Regions from separate parts of the Mus musculus genome. Here region 2 is linked to region 1. A link is a loop called in an ENCODE intact Hi-C map of the cell type or tissue named here. Cell type or tissue: heart. All regions are shown on one strand. Links, peaks and the distances in the headings refer to the core of each region. The heading gives the core; the rest is flanking DNA. Region 1 overlaps Kcnq1 (potassium voltage-gated channel, subfamily Q, member 1). Region 2 has its middle 24 kb from the start of Cdkn1c.

The links. A loop is a pair of places that touch in the nucleus more often than their neighbours do. Peaks named below come from ENCODE experiments on the same cell type or tissue, not always from the same donor. Only the 100,000 strongest peaks of a DNase experiment are listed, where the experiment ranks them.
Region 2: a loop joins it to region 1, with 1.9 times the contacts of the local background. A loop is called at or near these places in 3 of 42 quality-filtered maps.

Annotation. Positions count from the first base shown.
Region 1 is chr7:143,363,672-143,372,001 of GRCm38, reverse strand. Kcnq1 (potassium voltage-gated channel, subfamily Q, member 1) reads right to left here. Exons shown (of 16, transcript NM_008434.2): 15 at 8,308-8,330. Among named protein-coding and RNA genes, the nearest start is that of 4933417O13Rik, 37 kb to the right of the region's middle. In heart, for the core only: no CTCF peak of the experiment used is centred there; DNase peaks (open chromatin) are centred at 4,211 and 6,549; H3K4me3 peaks cover 1,115 bases; H3K27ac peaks cover 5,870 bases.
Region 2 is chr7:143,432,945-143,441,274 of GRCm38, reverse strand. No RefSeq gene overlaps it. Among named protein-coding and RNA genes, the nearest start is that of Cdkn1c, 24 kb to the left of the region's middle. In heart, for the core only: no CTCF peak of the experiment used is centred there; a DNase peak (open chromatin) is centred at 7,814; H3K4me3 peaks cover 1,864 bases; H3K27ac peaks cover 1,840 bases; H3K27me3 peaks cover 1,619 bases.

The DNA.
Region 1 (8,330 bases), core at 158-8,157:
AATTATATTGAAGTCATAGTATTTGGGGTTTCTGGAATTAAATGAAATAAATGACTGTGACTTTAATTTTACCATATTACTTTTTAGGGCAGCTATTTGAAAAGAAAATATCCATGTTTAGCAGCCAGGAGCTGAGCAGACAGTAGGAACACTAGAGACTGAGGTAAGAGCTTCCCAAAGGCAGCTATGCACCACGAGCTTTAGATTCTACAATCTTCCTAGTGACTCTGGCCATTAGAACCTGGGAGTCTCAAGGCAGAAACTGTCAGCAAGCTCAGACCTTCAAATAGCTCAATGGGAAAGTCAACAAAATTAGCCCACTCCCTGAGAAGACTGTCAAGATGGCTTTAACTGTTAAGAGGAAGGGAACAGTTTTTGCCCTGGGAAGTTACATCCTCAAGCTAGTTACAGCTCTGATTAGAGCTCAAACTCTTATCATCTGAGTGGTCTGGAAAATCTCCGAGTCTAGGACTGAAAGGCCAGGCTGGATGTATGCCCATATGTGTAGCAACAGGAGAGGGAATGAAATCAGGCACCTCAGACAAGGCAGCGGGTGTGAGAAAGAAGTAGATAAAACTGCTGATTGTATTTTTAAAACCCACATATGCACAACACACACACACATACACAGAGAGAGAGAGAGAGAGAAAGAGAGAGAGAGACAGACAGACAGACAGAGACAGACACAGAGAGAGAGAGAGACAGAGACAGACAGACAGACAGACAGACAGACAGATACACACACACATAAAGAACACAAAGTACAATATCCTTTATGACTATAGATACAAGCCAGGCATGGTGGTCCTGGAATCTCAGTATGTGGGGGGCAAAATCAGGAGGATCATAGTGAGTTTGAGATCAGCTTGGGTTACACAGTAAGTTCCAGGCCAGCCTGGGATAGACTATATAAGGAGACTCTGTATTAACCCCTAGTTCCCCCTCTCATTGTATGTGTGTATTGTATTGTGTGTGTGTGTATGTATGTGTGTGTGTATATATATATCTTTATATACATAAATAGTAATGTTCTTACCACAGTATAACAACCCGAGCCCTGCAAAATTAAAAAAAAAAAATCCTTCATCTACCATGACCAAATGGGGTGTATCCCAGGAACGTGAGATTAATTTAGCACCCCCAAAATTAGTTACTATATCATACTGTATTAATAGAATAAGGGGTTAAATATCACATGGTCACCTTGATAGACTCAGAAAGGACAGCTGGGGAAAATGCACATTTACTTTTGCTCAGCTCTTAGTGCACTCAGCATAGGAGAACATCCTGAACTCACAGGGAGCATTGATGAGAACTCCAAAGCCATCCTCATCCTTAATGACAGGTGACAGGAGGCCTTCTCCCAGGAGAGTCTCTAGTCATTCCTACATATTACTGACGTTCAAGCTAGGGCAAGGGTGGTGGGAAGGCGGCGAGAGCAGGAAGGAGGGAAGGAAGGAAATGAAAGGCATTGGGACCGGAGGGGAAGAAGTAAGTTTGCCTTCATTATCTGTAGCAGGAGTGGAAAATCTAACAGAATCAACAGCAAGAACAAAACATGAAGACTAAGAATAGCAAGTTTGGACTTTCCCAGACCGGCCAAAGATTGAGTTTCTAGCTCCAGTAACATACAATCCCAAAGTGAAATTAAGAAAAAAAACCAAAAAACAAAAAACAAAAAAAACTAATCCCATTAGCAGTTGTATGGTGAATAAAACAGAAGTGAAGTTAACAACAACAACAACAATACACAAAATGTACACAAACTACAAAAAAATTATCAAAATTTCTAATCCCAGACTTTGGCTGAGGCAGGTGGATTTTTAATTTCACAGTATAGCTAACTAGTTCCAGGCTAGCCTGAGCTACAGAGGAAAAAAAAAACAAAAACAAACCTTGTCATAACCTCACCTCCCAAGAACTGGAGGAAGTAAAACAGAGATAGCATATTCATGGTCTAAGATGTCTGTTTACCCAAATGGATCCATAGATTCAACAGAAAATCCCAGAAGCCCACCACCCTACCTGCCTGCCTTTTCTACCCCCAATTTCTCTTTTAAAGAAAAAAAAAATACAAGTTCATCTAAAAATTCAGATGAAAATATCTAGGTATCAGACCAGGGTAGGAGAAAAAAAATCAGAATATTTTCACTACTCAATTTCAAAACTTACTGTAAAGATCCGATAATCAAGAGACCATGGAGCATATGGACCAAGAGAACGGGAATGAAGGTCCACAAAGAAACCCATACATTTATGGTAAATGGATTTTTTTTTTTTTTGAGGTAGCCCAGGCTGACTTTAAACTTTGTATATGCTTGAGTCTGGTTTTGAACTCCTGACTCTTCTGCATTAGTTTCCCAAGTACAGGGATTAAAAGTGTGCATCACCATGCTTGGCTTAGTTAATTAGTTCCTAAGAAAGATGCCTTTGCTGTTTGACCAAATAAAAGATCTTTTTTTTTTTTGACTAATGGTGCTGTGCGAGTGAATGAAAAAGCAGCTGTTTGTGTGGTACTTGCGGGTAGGCAGATATTGAAGACTATTAGATACCAGTCAGAGGTCAGCCTGGGCTTGGCCTACATCTTCTTTTGTTTGCTTTTATTTTTAGTGTTTGAGACAAGGTCTCACTATGGAGCCCTGACTGACCTAGTCACCACATAGACCAGGTTGGCCTTGAACTCACAGACATAGGCTTGCCTCTGCCTCCCAAGTGCTGGGATTAAAGGCATGTCCAACCATGCTTAGCCCTTGAGCTATACACCTTTAAGAGGCTAGGAAGATAGCTCAGTTGTTAAGGTACTTGCTGTGCAAGCCTGAGGATCAGAGCTTAGTTCCCAGATCTCACATAAAAAAGTCAGGCATTGCTGGCACATATTTATAACCCAGGAGTTGGGGAAGAAGAAACTGGTGGGTCCCTGGAGTTCGTTCACCAGCCAGCCTAGCATACTTGGTGAGCTGCAGGTTAATCTGAGAACTTTTCTCAAAAAATAAATGGTTCTGAAAAACAACTGTTGAAATGTTTCTTTGGTCTCTAAACACATATACACCCCCACACATGTGTATCTGCACACATACAAGCACACACACATACAAAGCCAAGTAAACAAAAACTTAGATCTCATCTCACTGAATACTCTCAAATTGCCTCAAAAATCTAGGCCTAAATACAAAAGCTCACTCTCTACAATTTCTAGAAGAAAAAAATAAAAATGAAAATAAAAAAAGAAAATGTTTATGACCTCAGATAGGGGAAAGAGATCGAAGATCGTCAAAAGCAGGAACCATACAAAAGACAAATTGGACTTCATTAAAATTAAAAACTTCTGAGATTTAAAAGACAATTCAGAAAATGAAAAGACAGCCGGAGATTAGGAGAAAGTATTTGCAAGTCATACGTCTGATGGAGGACTTGTACCCAGAACATATTAAAAACTCCTGCCACTCGACAATAGAGCGGAGTACCTAATTGGAAAACGGGCAAGAGAGTTGAATAAACATTTCACCAGAGAAGACTATGAATGGCTAATAAGCACATGAAAAGTTGCTCAACATCATTAGTCATTAGGGAAATGCAAATCAAAACCACAATGAGATACCATTACATACTCACTAACAGGGCTGAAATAGAAAACCCAAGCATACCGCCTGGTTGCAAGGCTGAGAGAAAGTGGGCCGTTTACACACTGCTGATGGGAAAACAAGGGCAAAAACAAAACAAAACAAAAACAAAACTTTAGAAAAGAGTCTCGCCGCCGTTTTCCTAGAAAGCTAAACAGAAATTCACCCTGTGACTTCGAGGAAATGATAGATCAAATAGATAAAGAGATTCCAGCGAGGATAGAGAAGATTTGAATGAAACAATGAACAAGCTTGTTCTGGTGCTTGTAAACACAGCCCTGCATCCAGTGACTGCCGAATATGCTTCAAGTACTCGGGGGCGCCTTACAAAGGCTCAGCGCATGGTTTGCTGTAAAACATCCTTCAAAACATTCCAAGGGGTTGATATCCCAGGACCACTTGCTCTGACAGTGAAGCAATGTTACTAGAAAGTTCTACCGCAGTAATAACAATGATGAAAACCACATAGTTATGCTGCCGTGGCATAACTCTTGGAATAAACAAGAGGTGATGGAGATTAGAAAAATACACCATAAGCAGATGAAAGCGAAAGTAAAGCTCCCTTGTCCGGAGTGTGGGGGAGCCTGGTGCAGGGCCCTGTGCCTGTCACCCCTGTGACGAAGGAGGCTAAGGCAGGACAACCTTGAGGCCAAACTGAGCTACTGAGTGAGATTCTGGCTCAACGAAAGTGGCATGTGCCTTTCCAGTGATGCTTACAGACAAAAAAAAAAAAAAAAAAAAAAAGCTTCACGGGCTTCGAAATCTAGAAAATCTGGAGATTAATAATTATCTAGCTTAAGAAGTTAGAGGGAGGGAAAACATATTAAGGCCAAGTGATTAGAAAGAAAGAGAGATAAACAGACTAGAATAAGCAAGATAAAAACCCACAGGCGGGAAGATCCACAAAGCCAAAAGTTTGGTGAAAATAGCAGTAAAACTGGAGAATGCATGGCAGGCTGGGCTGCCGTGGGAAATGGGGCCAGCGTTGATAAATGACAATGGGGAGCAGGGGCAAAAGACAGAAGCCGCCGACACCAAGTAAACAGCAACAAATTGAAAACCAAGATAAAAAGTACAAACTCCTCAGCTCTGCTGCTTATCAAAACTGACACAAGAAGAAATAAAGAGCCCTAGTAGTTCATGAACCTCAGACCCTGTAATTAGTAGTTAAAAGTATTCTCACGGAGGAAACTGCAGCCTGGATGGCTTTGCCTTGAAATTCTAACAAATGAGAGAGAGAGAGAGAGAGAGAGAGAGAGAGACTCACAGAAAGTATTCCAGGATGTAGGATGGGTGGGAACACCTCACTACTTAACCTGTGAGACACCATGACTCAGCAAAGATGGCAGAGTAGGATCACCTGGATTTGGGCAGCATTTGAGACTTATGTGGGATGTGAGAGATGAGGTCGGGAAGTCTGCAGTGATATCTATGTAATAATTCCCCAGGCAGAGAACATGAAGACCTGGGCTTAGCAAATACTCAGCTGGAGAGCAAGGATGGAGCAGGGCCCAGGGATCGGCCTGGGATGACAAGGTCTCATGGTGCAGCTTGTAAGCCTCATGGATAGAAGCGGACCCTGAAAGGCAGGTATTGGAGGCTGGGTGGTATCCTCTAACAGGAAATAAGTATGCATGGCCTGGCTTCTAGGACAGAACTAGGCAGAAATGCTGGGCACTGGGGCCTCTCCCTCCAACCCATGCTCCCTGCCCCCAGATGCCCTGTGGACAGGGTCTGGAAACCAGAGTGCCCCTGTGTCCGGCTTCAAGCCACAAACATTTCCTGCAGAAAACAAGAAAGTCAGTCTCTTGGCCCCACTGTGCTCTGCATATCAGCCCGACAGTGTGAGCTTGGCTTGTAAAATAAACACTGCAGCAGGTCCAGGTCCAAGAAGATCTAAGAACACCACGGGTAAGAGGTGGGTGGGAGTTCTGCAGAGAGACAGGGAACCATAGGGAAGCCGAGGCAGGCCAGGGAACAGAAGAGGGGTGCCGGAACCAGAACTCCGGGGTTCCTATTACAGGGATGACAAGGTGGCTTGTACCATCTTGAATTGCCACTAGTCCTGACTACTATAGCCAGTGGACAAGGCCACCACCTCCACCCAGCCTTGGCTCTCAGAGTTGATTCTAGCCTCCTTACCAAAGGACTATCACACTTCTGAAATGTTCTTCTCTTACTCACATCTGTGACTGCCATCAGGACCAGCTCTTTGTATAACTAACTGCGTGACAGGAGACTGCCTGATTTCTAGAACAAAACAATCCATAATCTACGACAAAAGCTGAGAGTGTATAATGGCTACAGGAAGGGAGCCTATGGGTATGCTCTCCCTGGTATGAATTCCTGGCTGGCACCTTAGGGAACTCTGGCTGGGCTCAGCCAGCCTGGCTGGCACCTTAGGGAACTCCTGGTCAGGAACCAGCTGGCCTCCCCTAAGAATCCCTTACAAGTAGACACACTCAATATCTTTGGTCCTTAGCTTGATCCTCTCCTTCCATGGGGTCCAGGTGTTTGTAAGTGGGGTTCAGTCCCTGTGATGTGGGCAGACTATGGTGGGATACACTTCACAGCTGAGGGACTAAGCTGAGCTAGGCAAGTTGCTGGGCACTAAAGACTTGACTTTGGCCAGTCTGTAGCTGGCCTGGAGGGGTGGGAGGGAGGGGCTGTCAGCAGGGAAGCCCAGGGGCTCTGGCTGGGCTCAGCCAGGCTGGCTGGCACTGGCTCTGCTCTGGGACTGCTGGGCTCCCAGGGATTTCCTGTCCCCTACTTCCCAAGGTCAGCAGGATTGCGCTTGGGTTGTTTCTGGTCCCGATGGTTACGTTGATAACTGTGATAACGTGGGGCCCGGCCATGCCATCGTGCCCTCTGGGCCCAACAAAGCTCTTTCCCAGGGTCTGTCCCCACAGGGGGCAGTGGTCCCGGACAAGGGAGGGACTGGGCAGGCTGCCATGGGCTGTTTGGGTCAGTGCATCTTGACAGCCTCTTGATGTACAGTGGGGGTCCAGGCTAGAGCCCTGGGAGGAGCCTTGGTTCAGTGTGACCATGGCCTTGGCAGAGGACCCACTCCTCCATCTTAACCATCTTGAGGTAGGGAGTGAAAGTGAGAGTGGTGCCCATTAGGTGTTTGCTGCAGGATTCCAGCATTCTTGACAACCTGGCTCAGAGCCCAGACAGGGTCAAGGTCACCAGGACCTCTGAGGATCGGCCTAGCTTTGTTCCTAAACTTTGCTCCCAGAAACCATGGACTCTGGAAAACCAGCCCTTTGTTGTCCTGACCTGATGAAGTACTGGCATGTACTTCTGCCCCTGTCCCTGCTCCTGCTCCTGGGCCAGTACAAGCTCCACCTTAGTCATATAAAGCTGTGACCTGCTCTTAAACCCTAGACTGCTGCTAGTCAGTCATATATTGAGTCTGGAAAGGGGACACTGATTTTAGGAGCTATTAACAATCATCTTCTGTCACTTAGAAGAGATAACAGGTTTCTGGTCTGGGTTTGAGGGGTAGCCTGTACTATAGGTAATGAGCAGAAGGAGAAAGCTGGAACAGTTAGAATGGGGTAGAAATTTGTGGTGGAGAAATTATCTGGCACTGGAGACAGTAGGCATTTGTGTCAACAAAGCGTAGGGAGTCTTCAAAGCCTTATCCTATGTGGGCCAGACTATCTTTTGCCTACCTTCCCAGTTGCAGCTCATATTGAGAGTCAGAGGCAAATGTTGCTAGAGCAACCCAGCAGCAACCACACTCACCACTCAACTGAAATTCCACTATTTTTAGCTTCCTAGTTATGTTCAGATAAAATCCATGTACACAGACTCAAGTTGTCTGGCAAGATAACAGCACACCTCAAACCGCAGAGACTTCGAAGACCAGCAGTGGATTGTACCATGTGCCCAAGAAAAGTCCCCCTATGATCCAGAGCTTCCAGTGGCTCATGAAAGGTAGGGTGGTGGGCACAGAAGGTAGGGGGCAATGGAGGAGCCTATTTGCCTAGCTAATACCAGCTGTGACATTCTGATAGCATAAGATTGTCGGCAGCCAGAGTATGCGGAACGGTAGCACTCTACAGGGTATGCACTCTACTGTACATGGGAGCCTACAGTAGTGGATACTAAAAATAGCCTGGCCGGGCAGAGACAGAGGAGCCTAGCACACTAACTCAAGCTGGATCTTCCTCACCAGCCAGGTCCAGGATAAGTAGAAGCTGACACCATCCAGGAATCCACCCCAGCCAGGTTCTGCATCTTCTGAAGGTTTGGCTTACCCAAAGCAAGGACCTTAGACAATTGGCTTATGGGGAGGCCCGTGTGAATCTGGCTGCAGCCACCTCCTGGCTAAGACACAGCCAGGAGGCTCTTAGAGCTCTAAGGGTAAGGAGTGGAGGGGGAAAGCTAGGTCATGTTTAAGACTTCAGTGCATCTGGCTCTGCAATCTCACTCCTACCTTCCCAGGGCAGCGGCAGGGCCACAGGCCTTGGGACACCAGGCAGAAGCAGCCAATAGGCAGGTCTCTGACTTTGCAGGCACACAACTGTGAAGTGTTTTGGCCCAGCCACTGTGCACACTCCTTCTCAAGAACTTCACGGAGGAGGTCAGAGGGGTGTGGAGCTAAGCGGGGGCACTTGGGATACTGCACTGGCCGAGGATGGTGGCAATTAAAGCTGACAGAGCTGAAGCAGGAACCTACCTTGTCTTCCACCCTGTTCAGAC
Region 2 (8,330 bases), core at 101-8,100, 69 kb before region 1:
TGGGATTCCAGGTGTATATCCCGGCAGTCTCTGCAACTGTTCAAACTGGAAATCTTTAACCACAATGAGATGTTTAAGAGGCCCAGAATATGAGAGTGTTAGAAACAGAACATTCGAAATGTGGCTCAATAAAGCACCTAACCGGTGGTCTGCTAGAATCTAAGATTCAGTAGAACTGCTGGGATGCACTTGTTGCCCTGGGGCCTGTGGAGACAGGCAGCTGTGTGGAGTGAATTTGTTACATAGTCTAGCGGATCAGTGAGCTCCAAATTCTGTGTGAGGTCTTTGCCTCTAAAAGTCAGGTGGGTCTTAGGTGGAAAGGTCGATGCAGAGGCTAGTCCTAACACCACAGTTACTTATACCTGGGGAGCAGGGAGGAGCCAGGATGGGGGGTGGCAGAGTGATACTGCTGCAGACACACAGGGAGCCACCGCAGCTGACTCTGTCATCTTGGCATGCAAGATGTTCTACTGATGCAACTGAAAGCCCTGCAATGCCAGCCACTCCCCATGATGTATCATGAGGAATACCATAGCAGTAGTACTACATTGGTGCTGTACATCTGAGTGGCCTTAAACCTAATATGTGGTAGCAATGATCTTTCAAATAAACAATGTCCATAATGGTTGCTAGGAGTATTGGATTGTCCCTATTCTAGGCACTAAAGTCTCCTGTCTTCTCAAGTCACCACAGACAGCAAGTCCTCCAGAAGAGACCAAGTGGAAGTCAGGGGACACACCCTCCTAGGAATGGGAAGCAAAGATTTGCTTTGGAGGCTGCAGTGAGGTCCCTCCACTCTTACAGGTCTTCTTTTCCCTCGAAGCCAAGACGGTTGACCAGATAGCCACCTCCAAACTAGGCTTGGCATTCTTCCTCAGTCAGAGCCACCTGTGACTCCCAAAGCTGCTCACTGGTCTGTGTCCTCCTCAGTTTTTTTTCCTTCTCTGGTTTCCACTAGCTCCCTTCGTCTCATGAGTCTGTGTTGGTAGCTTCAAATTCTCCGTGGTAGCAACACTGTTGTGTGATAAAGTAGCAGCAGCAACAACAACCCAAACAACCAAAAAAAAAAAGTTTTTTTTTTCTTAATACTTGAAAACTCTTAGGAGGGCAGTGGTCTAGTTCTGAATTTTTCCTGATTTTTTTTTTCTTTTAAGTAAATATATTTAAAAGACAAGGTGGAGTGTGATAGAGGAAGGCACCTGACAACAACCTCTGGCCCCAGTAGGCATTTATATACACTCCTAATGTATGCACACATGAATGAATGAATGAATGAATGAATGAATGAATGAACAAACAAACAAACAAACAAACAAACAGAATTGGAGATGCCCACCACCCAGAAGGGTATTAGGAAAAGGTCACCTTCCAGGTGGCAGGTTTAGAAGCTTCTGTGGAGAAGTGACAATATGAGGAGGAAGAGAACATTTCCCAGAAGCTCTGCCTTTCTATATGTATTGCAGCTACAAGTGTCCATAGAGGCCCAGGCCAGGCTGTCTATCCAAGACGAGGCAGGCATGGGGTCTGGCATTACTGAATAGGCCCCCAGAAGGAAGAAGGCACCTCTGGCTGTTGAAGGGACTGCAAGGGCTGGACAGAAGGTCAAAGGAGGTCTGTGAATTCTACACTAACAGGAAACAACTTTCATTTTTTTGCCTTGAAAACTTCCATGATGTCTCTTGGCTGTGCATTTTCTATGAGCTATCTCCTACCCACCTGGTGTTACGGTTGGCAGGAGCTTTTAGGGTTAACACTGAGGGTCAGCAGAGTCCTTGGGGACAGGATACTCCTCCAGGCAGGAGCCAAGGGAGGTAGGTATGACAAAGAATGAGGTCCCTGACCACAGGCCAGGATGTTCAAAGGATAGCAGGGAGGAGGTGCAGGAGGAGAGGAGTCTAATGGCTAGGTGTGTGGAGGCAGGATGGGATTTAGCCAGCCCAGGCTGCAGGAAGGAGGGACTGGGGGACAGGAGCTTCAGCCTGGCCCCAGGCCAGGAGAGAAGGCCTTGCAAGACAAACTGAATTCTGGGTGCAATTGGACCAGACCTCCCATATCAACTGACTTCAGACTGGGCCAGTGCAATAATTAGGATCCACTTTTTCTTGAACAGATGACAGAAACATGCCCACTAAAGGATTAATGTCATGTCCTGAGAAAGGGAGTGGAGCTGTCTGACCCATGGAAGATCAGGGTTGTATGGTGTTCTGAGGCTGGTTTGACATCGTGCTAGCAAATGGTCATACACCACAAGGGCACTTGGCAGTCACTTTCACTTACCCACCATCCATCCACCCATCTATTTACCCATCTATTCATCCATCTATCCATCCATCCATTCACTCATTTTACCCATTTATTTTTTCACTCAATACTAATCTATTCTTTTATGCATTCGTCCATATATTCATCTACCATCTACCTAAACATCAACCCACTCATCCATCTGGCTTCCCATTATCCACCCACCTACTCAGGCACCATCCATCTCTGTACCCACCTATCGATCCATAAGTGCATTCTGTTCAGGCAACTTAGCCCAGTCCTGCTGTCGTTCACCTTGGTAAGGCTACAGGAGGTGAGGCTGACACCCCATCTCTTCTACCCACATAGTGTTTGCCCAACCAGCCTGGAAAATAGTTTGGGCGTGGGGGAGGCGGAGGCCAATTTCTGCTTAATTGCAAGGTGGGGCCCTGGGGGGCTCCCAGGTATGGGAGACCCACATCTGCAGCCGCGGCAGTCAGGCCTGGGCCGAAGGGCGCAGGCCGAGGGCCTGCCCGGCAGGGGGTCCCGTGTCCCCACCGCCCGCCTCCCCCACCGCCCCGCGCGCAGTCTGTTTGGAGAAGAAAGCGGGCCAATTTGTTTTCATTCAGAGTCACTTAAGATCCCATTTTGGAGAAATGAAAAGAGAAAAGCCCGCTTCCCGCGCCGGGCCCGCTGGGTGCTCGCCCGTGCCCGGCGGCGCGCTGGGGGGTGGGGCAGCGCCCCTCCCCCACTCTCATTCCCTCCCTTCCCCCACCAGCCCCTCCCCACTTTCTCTCCCCTTCATTCCCCCACCCTTCTCCTTTCCCTCCCCCTCCCCCAGTCCCCTCCCCCACTCCCGAAGTCCCGCAGCCCCTTAGCCCCGCGTCCTGGCCTGGCCGCGCTCATCTACATGGCCGGCACACTCGCGGCCCATCTGCGGAGGCGCAATTAAACGCGGGGGGGCGGGGGGCGCCCGAAATTAGCATTTCCGCGGCCATCTGGCGCGAGGAGCGGGCGCGGCCGGACAAAGGGCGCCGGGCGAGGGGAGAGGCGAGTGTGCCGCGGCATTGACCTGCAAATGAGGCTTTGTCTGCGCATTAAAGCTCGCCGGACCCCCGACCCCGGCCTGCGCCCCCACCGTGGCCCCCGGCGGCCCAGGCCGGACCCGGCACCCCGAGGCCCGTGACCCCGGTGTGGCGCCTGCACCCGACGTTGCACCGCGGCCTCCAGCATAGGCCAGGCCGGCCCCTTAGCCCAGCAGGGCCTTGCGAGTTCCTCAGGTGGCAGATGCCCCAATACCTGCAGAAGCCCTACAGGGGTTGGTCTGGGACTTGAGGTGCTGGGAACACCCAGGATAGCCACCTGCACAGATCAATCAGTCTCTGAGCCCAAGTAGCCATAAGGGCCAGAGTCTTCTGCCTTCAGCACCAAGGAGGTCCAGAGTGCTGGAGTTGCCAGGTGATCTGGGAAGCCTCAGAGTGCAGACCAGGATTGCAAGGACCCCGGGTCTCCTGTCTCTTATAGGCCTTACAAGGTCCCGGACTTTCTACAGTGTGGTGCAGACACTGGAGATCCTTAAATGGGGTTTCCACAGCACATCCCATGACTTGCACTGTGTGAGGAGGGAACAGTGTGAGGCTGCATGTGGGCCTCAGTTTCCCAACGTGGGCAAATGGGAGTGCTGTGGGTGCTAATTCTGGGCGAGGACTATGTGTGGCTCAGTTTAGAGGTGGTGAGGATTTTCAAGTAGGGGGCCAACAGGAGGAAAAGGGTTCATGGCTCATCCTGGGGTGAGCAGAAAAGACATGAGACCTTGGATTCCATCCTGGGATGCTGGAGAGAGGCAGGTAGGGCCTGGGTGATCACTAAGAACCAGCTGCGATGCAGGATTGGCAGGCAGTGTTGGAAGGACAAACCTAGACCAGATGGAAGATTTCACGGGCACTACTCAGAATTGCCTATCAACTTGTCTCCTCAGAGATTAGACAAGGGTGTTCAGAGATGTGAGGGTATATGGGCACGTGGCAGTTCCTGGCACAGCCTGGCATTGAACCATAGGTATGCCAAGGGGTTGTGGTTCTCTTATCAGTGATGTCTGGGACCATCCCTACCTGTGGGCCTATAAACGTCTGAAGATTTGTTCAGAAGTGCAAAGAAAACCCACAGTGGGGATGGGGAAGATAATGGCTTAGTTTGCATGAAGATGTGAGTTCTATCTCTTGAACTCATGTTAGGTGGGGGTGGGAGAAGCTAGGATAGTGGCCCATATTTGTAATCTTGGCATTGCAGAGATGGGGGAGGGGCGATAGGTGGCATCCTGAGGCTTGCTGAGTGTGAGGTGGAGAAGAGACGCTGGGCCTGGAGCCATGGAACTCCCACCCAGGCCTTTCAGTCTGTGTGCACAGGCTGGAGAAGCCCTGCCCCCTGAGGAGCTGGGAGAGCAGCCTGGGATTGGGGAGTGGGGAGAGTGGCACCTGACACTAAGGTGGATGAAGGGATAAATAGCTTCAGGCCTGGTCAACATGGGTGAGATGGCCAGGACAGGCCCAGTCAGCAGGTCCTGGCAGCGGCGGGGGACCTGCCTTGTGGGGCATCCCCAGGCATCCTGTGACAGCAAGGTTTAAGACTCTCCTGTTTGTGGGGATTGATATCTATAGAGAACTCAAGAAGCTAACCGTGAAAGCAGAAGCCACTCAATGGAACAGACTAGTAGAATGAGCGAGCGTTCAGTGCTTAAGGGACGAGGAACGAATGGCTAATAACACACACAGCATTGCTTGCTTTCACTAGTTACCGGGGAAGTGCAAATAAAAGGCACGCTCAAGGGTTGGGGAGATGACTCCATTTGCATAAAGATATGAGTTCAATCCCCAGAACCCATTTTTTTTAAAAAAGGTAGCCCAAGTTTGTAATCCCACACTGGACAGGTGAAAACAGGGCCCAGCCATCCTAGCCTGATCTGCTAGCTTTAGGTCAATGAAAGACAGGGTGGACAGGCACATGAAGAGTGACATCCTGGGGTGTCCTGCATGTGGGCATACTCCAGCTACATTGGGATTCCATCTGACTCCGGTCTGATCTGAATGGCAGTCATCAAGAACAATAACAAACACTGGCCAGGCTGTAGAAAAGAGTTCCCTTGTACACTACACTGCTGGCGGGGAACGAAACTAGTCCAGCCACTCTAGAAATCAGTATGAAGGTTTGTCAAAAAACTAACAACGGGTTTTCCATATGACCCAACTATACACTCCTGGTTATTTACCCAAAGGCCTCTAAGTCAACACATCACCAAGATACCTACCTGCACGTTGCCGCTCATCACGGCATTATGCATAATGGCTGAGGTATGGGGGCAGCCTAGGTATGTGAGAAAAGGTGCCTGAGTACAGAGAAGGTGGTTTATATATACAATGGGACTTTTTTCCCCCCTAGTTGCAGAAAAGAATGAAGTGAGGTGGTTTGAAAGAAAATGTATTCAACAGGAGCCAATCACATCAAGTGAGCTGTCAGTCTCAGAAAGACAAATGTGGCAAGTGTCCTTTGTGGGTCCTAGACTTCAGAGATGACATAAAGTCATGTATGCACTGATGGTAGGAAAATAGAAGCAGAAACTCTGGGAAACAATGGGAGGGAGGCCATAAGGGAGGATGGCGGAGAATGGGGGGGAGGGGAGTAACAAAGTAAATCATAGACTAGGCTGGACATGGCCTTGCAGTAGAATAATTAATAAATAAAAATGACGATGATAAAGAACTGGGGAAATAGCTCAGTCATTAAGTCTTTGTCTTGAGAGCATGAAGACCTGTCTTCAGTCCCTAGCCTAGCCTACTTGATAGGCTCCAGGCCCATGTGAGACCCTGTCTGAAAAAGAAAAAAAAAAAAAACATAGTGGACAGACCAAGGAACGGCATTCAAGGTTGACATCCGGCTCTCACACACATATACACATATTGTGCATCCGGAACATATGTGTGCACTTACATCTGAATAATGACACACAAAATAACAATAATGAACTGGATGCTTGCTGGGTGTGGAGTTTGTGTAACAAGGATCCTGGGTGTATTTGGTGTCTGGGGCCCTGGGGTGTGAGCACACAGGGGATCCTATATGGGAATGGTATAGGGGGCTTTGCTCTGTGTAGTAGAGCTATGGTCCTGGCAGTAGGGCTGGTGGAGAACAGGGAGAGCCAGTTCCTCTTTGCCCATACTAGGCACCTCCTACTCTTGACCAGCCAGGTCTCAGGCCTCCAGAAAACAGTCTGGTGTGCTCAAGGATGTGAGTGACCACAGCCCCTTGGTAGTTGTCTTCAGGGGTTCTTGCATCCAGTTTGAGCTGGCTTCCTGCATGTCAGCATTCCTTGATCTCCAAGGGTTCTCCTTGTCAACTATCCCTGTCATCTGTTCGAGGATACTACTTTATCTATAGAGGATGATATCTGCTGAAAGCAGGGAGTCTAGAGCCACATTGGAAGGCTTTGTGTTCAGTTCTGTAGGATGGTCAGGAGTTTGGCAAATAGAGAAGGAAGGAAGGGGCAATTTGGTCTGAGGTGGTGGCATTGGGCAAGTCAGGACTGCAGTAGGTAGAGAACAGGGTGCCAGGCCTTGACTGGGTTCTTCCCAGGGTTTCAAGTCCCTGCTTCCTACCTCTTACCCACAGGGTTCTCTTTTCAGGGTATCTAGAGTGGACAGGTATGGCTGCAGGACCATCAGCCTCACAGAAGAGCTGAGAGGAGAGGCAGCCAGCCCAGTTTTCCCAATCCTCAGGAGAGGCAGTCTGGGAGCCTGGGACTTGGGGGTGGAATCTAGCTAGAGGGGCAGCCCAGCAGGTAATGGAGAAAGGGCACCTTCTCAGCATCCAGGCCTGCCTCAACTGGTGAGCAGTGCCTCAGGGGCTTCAGTCTGTGTTTATCTCCTGTTCTTTTAGCCTCCTGCTTCCTGCCCAACTGGTAAGCAGCCTTTGAGCTAGGTCTCCTCCATTCATCTGCCCACTTAGGGAGGATGGTGAATTGAACACTGGGTAGAGTTAGCTCTTTTCAGCTCTATTCCAGAGGAACTAGGCCTGTGGATAAGGGCCCAGCCTTAGTTCTAGATCATAGCACAAGGCAGGGGCAGGGCAGGGAAGTCCCTAATCCTGCTCTGGGCTGCCCTGTCTGTGAAGTTCTGGAGGTAGCTGCCTTCTTTACCGATGCTCCCTGTTGTCCTGGGTCTCAGGGTGAAATACATCCTACTCCTCTCTGCTCCTGGTGTGGGCCCCAGGATTTCCTTAGGGTTTTGGTGGTACTGGTCCTACGTGCGGAAGCAGTTGCCGAGTTGGCAGGCTGGCTCCTCTGAGGGCTGAATGGGCATTCTGCCCCGCCACCTTCGGCTGTCATCTGCTGCTGGGATTCAGTTTCCTAGAGCAGGAATGGCTGCAGGTGGATTCTGGAGGCCGCGGGACTTTATGGCTCATAAGGCTGGCTCCCTGGGGAACAGGGCCCAGAGTGCTGCAAGAAAGCAATCTGCTGGTGGTGACCTGAGGCCTCTCTGCTCCTGGCAGCAAGAGGGACTACTCGGGGCAAGGGTGCCAGGCCTTGGCAGGGCTCTCTGGAAGCCGGGCCAGCTGGGTGCTGCATAACTGAAGCCCTTGCATGCATTTAGGACACACAGGAATGGTAGAGTGCTTTGAGGACAGTTCCCAGGCTGGTGGCTGAGGGGAGGTTAGAGGGATTTGTATCTGGGGATAAGGGAGTGGGATTGGCTTCTGTTGCCCTTCTGCAGCTGCAGCTCTAGAGGATTGCCCTCTCTGTGCACTTTGACAGAGCTATTCGTGGTCTGGGTGGTGTATGGGAGGGAGGCATGGCTTCCTCCAGTCTCTTAGAACCGTTTCTTGAACTCTGTGCTAATTGAGCCAAGCAGATTAACCAAAGGAACCCCGTTTTGATTTTACAGATATGTATACACACCCCTGCAGAGTCAGCTGACTTTAAGGCTGAGCAGGGGGCAGAGCCCCTGAGGTGAGGGGTGTTGTGTGGGTTGGCAAACTGTTTTGCTATTTGGAGCTGACTTCAGGTATCAGAGGTAGCCTTCCAGCTTTCAGAGCTTTGA